Linked DNA regions of Homo sapiens: region 2 is linked to region 1. Evidence: chromatin contacts called from ENCODE Hi-C or POLR2A ChIA-PET data. All regions are on one chromosome and are shown on one strand. The core of a region is the stretch at or near the end of the contact, and the rest is flanking DNA. Distances in the headings are between cores, read along the strand shown.

Region 1 (2,671 bases), core at 124-2,623:
CCCAGATACTCGGGAGGCTGAGGCACGAGAATCGCTTGAACCTGGGAGGCGGAGGTTGCAGTGAGCCAAGATAGTGCCACTGCACTCCAGCCTGGGCAACAGAGTGAGACTCTGTCTCAAAAAAGTAAAAATAAAATAAAATAAAACAACCGCTGGAAGGCCTGGTGCTGTGAGTGGCACCGTCGTTGCAAGGACCACACTTGGGCCTGTTTCTGCCGCTTGGTCATGAGACAGAACAGAATCCATTGGGGATGTTATGGAGAAGGACAACGTGGCTAAACTGAAGGAAGAATTTTCTCTTTTTTTCTTTTTCTTTCTTTCTTTTTTTTTTTTTTTTTTAGAGACGGAGTTTCTCTCCTATAGCCCAGGCTGGAGTGCAATGGCATGATCTCGGCTCACTGCAACCTCTGCCTCCCGGGTTCAAGAGATTCTTCCGCCTCAGCCTCCCAAGTAGCTGGGATTATGGGTGCCCGCCACCACGCCCTGCTAATTTTTGTATCTTTAATAAAGACAGGGTTTCACTATGTTGGTCAGGCTGATCTTGAACTCCTGACCTCATGACCTGCCCGCCTCGGCCTCCCAAAGTGCTGATATTACAGGCATGAGCCACCAAGCCCAGCTGAATTTTCTATTAACCCTGACTGAGCAGCAATAAATAGGCCACCAGTAATAGAGAACATCAGGTTAGCTGAATGGACAGCTGTCAGCAGCAGAAAGAAGGTTTTTAATTGAGGAGGAAGTTAAATTACATTCACTTAAAGGTTACATTCAGTTCTGATATTTTGATGCATGTTTTACAAAATATTGTATTCTACGGCAAGAGTTATTGCTCTCTACACTTTCCTTGGGAGGAATTACATCATGGTCCACTGTCCCCAAGAAAAACCCTTGAGGAGATACAGGCTTCAGAGTTCTTCTTTTCTTTTTCAATCTTCAAAATATGGTATATTCACCATATTTTTCCACAGGACCCTAAGCAGGGCTAGAGCAGTCATCTATTTGTAAAATACGTTAATACTTCTGTACTAATTGTATACATATTCAGAATAAAGGACTTAGAAAGCTTGTCATCAATATTGTATAAATCTGCTCACTTTTTGCTGCCATATGTATTTTGGTGTCAGTTCTACAAATATGACTTTGTTTTCAGACTTTTCCTGATTTTAGAATTTGCACATGAGAAATCATATCTTAGATTTTAGAATCAGCCATTACCAAGGTTTAACTCTGGCCCCATCTGCTAAAAGACATGTCCTTGAGCAAACGATTTCATCAGTTTCTCTTTAGCATGTTACGATGGGGGTTAGAAAAGGCTGAGCGGCATGTCCCTGTGTGATAGTACATTCCAAACCTATGACTGGAAATAAAAAGCGTTGTATTTTCACTGAGGTCAGAGAAAAACATCAGAGCTTACTAGAAGATGCGTGCCCTCCTTCCTAGAGTAAAAGCTCTTTGAAGTAGCATTTGTATGTTTTTGTGTTTGCAGCCAGTACTCTATACTCTAATTTTCTAAAATTAAATTGAATTACAGTGAGGAAAGAGAAATTCGGTGAAGAGATGAAAAGACTCCTGAGTCATTCTGAAGGCTTCTCTGGAAGGAAGCCCTAGAATTCACTTTTGCAGTGCTTTCAGAAGAGGATGAAATCAGCCCCTTCCAGCCTCAATCGTCCTGCCCCACAGAAGGCCTTGGGGATAATAGCCCTGAGGTCCCTTCTTTTCCTGTATTCTTAAGAATTCACAGTTCTTTTTGGAGAGGAAGATGGCAAATTAATAATAATAATGATAGTAATGTAACAATAATAATAAAACAAAGACCTACCTTAGAGTTGTCAATTAAACAGTACCAATATATAGCTCAGGTAGTTTGTGTTTGATAAGATGATTCACTTTGCACCAGGTTTGAGAATATCCTGTTGTACTTCTTTGCAAATTCTTTTCTGAAACAGGATGTTTTCATTGTCTTACAATTGCTGCTATAGAAAAGAAAGGCCCTGATTTGAAATAGGCTGGTAACCCCTACTGGGAGAAAGCAGTAGTCCCTGTGTCAAAGCCTTTCCTCAAAACGAAAGTCATGTTGCTTTTGGGATGAATTCCGGGGGCTGAAGGCCTGCTGTAGCTCCCTGTAAATCAGACTTCCTGGCTAGATTAAGCACTCAACAATGCTGAACAGACCGCAAATGTTATTGCAAGCAAAATCCTATTTTAATCTGCCCTCCTGACTCTTGGAATGTTAAATTCAACTGCAACTTGGAAAGTTCCATCCCTTTGATCTCCCATCGAAGTGGGCTTATTTTTGAAGTAAAAGCTGCTTACTTTGGGATTTGACGTCTTTAAAAGTACTTTTTTTAAGTCAAATACGTTAAGCATCCTCTCTGATTCATGAAAAGGCAGTTTTTCTTTCCCTTGGGATGCTGTATTTATATGAAGGCATGGGAGGCAGGGAAGAACAATGTGGAATGTGTGAGTTTGTAAGATGTTCACATTCCCAAAATAAATGGGATCTGCTGCTTTAAGGGTAGTAGGCAGTGTGGGTAGGTGCCCGGTGCAATTGACCTCCTTGCTAGAAAATCACAGATCATTAGCACTGGCAGTGACTCTGTTATGTTTACAACCCATTGCAAAACAGCAGTGAAAACAAAGCAGTGTGGGTGAAACACAGAATCTATCATCT
Region 2 (2,671 bases), core at 69-2,568, 300 kb before region 1:
ATGTGTCCACTCACCCTTGAAAGAATGGAGGGAAAAGCTTCTCCTGCTGGGCTGTGTCCTGCAGCCGGGAATCCTGGCGGGAGGCAGAGGCCTCTGATACGCTTCTGATGGGTGGGTGGGAGGTCCGTGTGTGCGTGCATGCGTGCATGTGTGTGTGAGAGAGACAGGAATGTGCCTTCTTTATCAGAAGCCATTTCCTATGTTCAAATGTGATTTCTCTATTTATCTACAATCTCAACTAGAAGCATAGAAAGAATTCTCACTCATGTTTAGGGGGAAAGAAGTCCAGCTGTGTCTATGAAAGCATTCATATTATCTCTCCCCCACCCCTTCAATATCTTGCCCAAAGCATTAGACATTCACTGTAGGTTTAGGCTAAAAACTTTATTCTATTTAGCTGAGCGTTTCCAATATGTTAATAGGAATATGAGAGAAGCGACACGCTTGAAAACATCACAGTTAATTCCTCCATTGCAAGATACAGTGATTGATTGATAGATGATGGATAGCTAGACATAGGCAGACAGATGGATACAGAAGCATAATAACATAAGTGGAAAATGGTCAGAAGTAGCAAAAGTTAAGGGGAAAATTGCCTTGAATTTCCCCACTGAGCTACCTTTGGCAGTGTCTAGGAGCCCCAGGAAGCGCTCAGCACACATGTATTAATCAAGTATGCCTTAAACATTCAAGCCTGGACACACAAAGCAATTTCAGCTTTTTTGTGAAATAAATATCAGGTATTAAAAACATACTTGGACACAGAACTGTTTTCAGTCCTCGGACAAAGGCCAAATAATCTGAGATGTGCACTGGGAAAAAAAGAAAGGCAGGCTTTCAGTTTCCTTTGGCATGAATCCAATTTGTGCAAAGTGCTGAGCCTCCACATCCTGGGAGAAGCCTCAGCCTAAAGCCCTCCTGGGGCCACGCTGGTTCCCTTCCCTGATGGCTGGACCCGGGTCGTCTCAGGGGCTTCCCAGCTGGGCTGCAGGGTCAGCTGTCAGCCATAAGTGGGCCCTTTGCTTCAATTGTCTCTGATGTCGCTAAGCTGCTGCAGAACCGGAGACAGATACAATGTCAGACTCCGTCTTAAACCCCAAGGACTGTGTCAGGGCCACTGTCATTTCATTCCTGTCTTTCAAATATCTTTACAAATGTAATTAATGGGGAATCAGCTGTCAAATCCATCTTTTAATAATCAAATCTTAGGTGGCAAGATTCGATTTTGCTTTGGGTTTCCTGATGGTTCAGAATGTGTTCCACGCAGCTCCCTCCCTTCTCAGCCAGTTCCCCGACCAGCTCGGGGGAACAACTATTTTTAGATCCAGGCAAGCCCCGGAGTGTCAGACGGTGAATTATTAGCTGTGACTTCAAAAACAGTCACGGAGATACTTTCGAAACCTCTGATTTCTCCATAGCATGTGGACTTGAATTTATATCCTGCCTTTACAGCCCAGATTCCTGTGGTGTAGAGAGAGGCAGGCCGTCAATGCAGCCCACATCTGATGTTCCTGGGCTTATTATTATTATTATTATTATTATTATTTTTTGAGATGGAGTCTTGCTCTGTCTCCCAGGCTGGAGGGTAGTGGTGTGATCTCGGCTCACTGCAACCTCCACCTCCCGGGTTCAAATGATTCTCCTGCCTCAGCCTCCCAAGTAGCTGGGATTACAGGCGCTCGCCCCCACACCCAACTAATTTTTGTACTTTTAGTAGGGACAGGATTTCACCATATTGGTCAGGCTGGTCTTGAACTCCTGACCTCAGCTGATCCACCCACCTTGGCCTCCCAAAGTGCTGAGATGACAGGCGTGAGCCACTGAGCCTGGCCTAGGTCTTATCAAAGCTCTGAAACTACTCCTGGGGTCACACTGGTGATGCACAGTGTCCTTAGATCACGTGCCTGCATTCAGAAGCAGCCCTTGTGCTCTGCACACCCCACTGGGGACCTTCACAGACGCTTCACCTGGCACACACAGCCAAGGACAGGGCAGCACTCAGAGCTACTCCACCAAGCCCGAAACCTACTTGCTCTACCTTTTGCTCTTTCCTTTATATTTTTTTTCATAATGTGGAGGTCAGACGGAGGCAGCATATTAACTCTTAGCACTGACCTGAATGTTCTACTTGAGCAGGTCTAGGAAAGCAAGGTCTGTAAAATGCCTGCTCGCGATTGTTGAGTACGATGTTTCACAAAACTGGAGAATATCAACACAGTGCCATTCCAAACTCCTTATTTTATAGAAAATAAATGGAGGCCTGGAGATGGTAAAGGACTTTCAGCAGGGTTATGACAAAACCATAAACCTGATGATGCCTGAAGTGTCCAGACTTCCAAATTCATGCGGTTTGGAGAATGTTCTGCCTGACAGCAGCAGGGAGTTGTAAGCAGGTTCAGCGTCATCCAGAAATGCTTGTGTCAGACCACCGCTTCCACAGAGGGTTCTGCAGAGATAAAAGTAGACAAGATGGCGAGGAAAAGGTTAAACACTCCCATTCTCTAGGATTGCCTGGCATAATTCTTTGTGCTCATGGATGTCATCGTCAAGATTCGCGACTGTGGGCAGGAATGTGCAGGTGGGGGAGTCAGCACCAATGAATCCTATTAATTCATGCCAGCCAGTCACTTCTGCTTTCAGGAAAAGATTCAGATTTCCCCAGTCTTAGGAA

What was found. Hi-C counts contacts between places; a loop is a spot of excess contacts on that map. ChIA-PET counts read pairs that join two places held with the same protein, here RNA polymerase II (POLR2A). Pooled maps may share reads with other maps.
Region 2: a loop to region 1 is called in a pooled map, with 2.1 times the contacts of the local background. The contact joins two enhancer-like sites. A Hi-C loop is called at or near these places in 13 of 168 maps with a recorded cell type or tissue (Calu3, HCT116, MCF 10A and 10 more) and 14 of 50 pooled maps. POLR2A ChIA-PET finds 5 or more read pairs at or near these places in 2 of 52 experiments (MCF 10A and Panc1).

The regions. Positions count from the first base shown.
Region 1 is chr10:3,451,838-3,454,508 of GRCh38, reverse strand. The region is part of intron 3 of LINC02669 (long intergenic non-protein coding RNA 2669); the gene reads left to right. The region is part of intron 1 of LOC105376360 (a long non-coding RNA gene); the gene reads right to left. LOC124902538 (a long non-coding RNA gene) reads right to left here. Exons shown (of 2, transcript XR_007062362.1): 1 at 1,820-2,671. Among named protein-coding and RNA genes, the nearest start is that of LINC02669, 50 kb to the left of the region's middle. RefSeq lists an enhancer at 1,610-2,247. Within about 2 kb of position 1,373, at least 4 of the 41 ENCODE cell types and tissues checked have a DNase peak (open chromatin) inside an H3K27ac peak, as active enhancers do; they include endothelial cell of umbilical vein, where a contact is called at or near this core.
Region 2 is chr10:3,748,463-3,751,133 of GRCh38, reverse strand. It overlaps LOC105376360 (a long non-coding RNA gene), which reads right to left. Exons shown (of 2, transcript NR_131187.1): 2 at 370-2,446. Among named protein-coding and RNA genes, the nearest start is that of KLF6, 35 kb to the left of the region's middle. Within about 2 kb of position 1,318, at least 25 of the 41 ENCODE cell types and tissues checked have a DNase peak (open chromatin) inside an H3K27ac peak, as active enhancers do; they include endothelial cell of umbilical vein, where a contact is called at or near this core.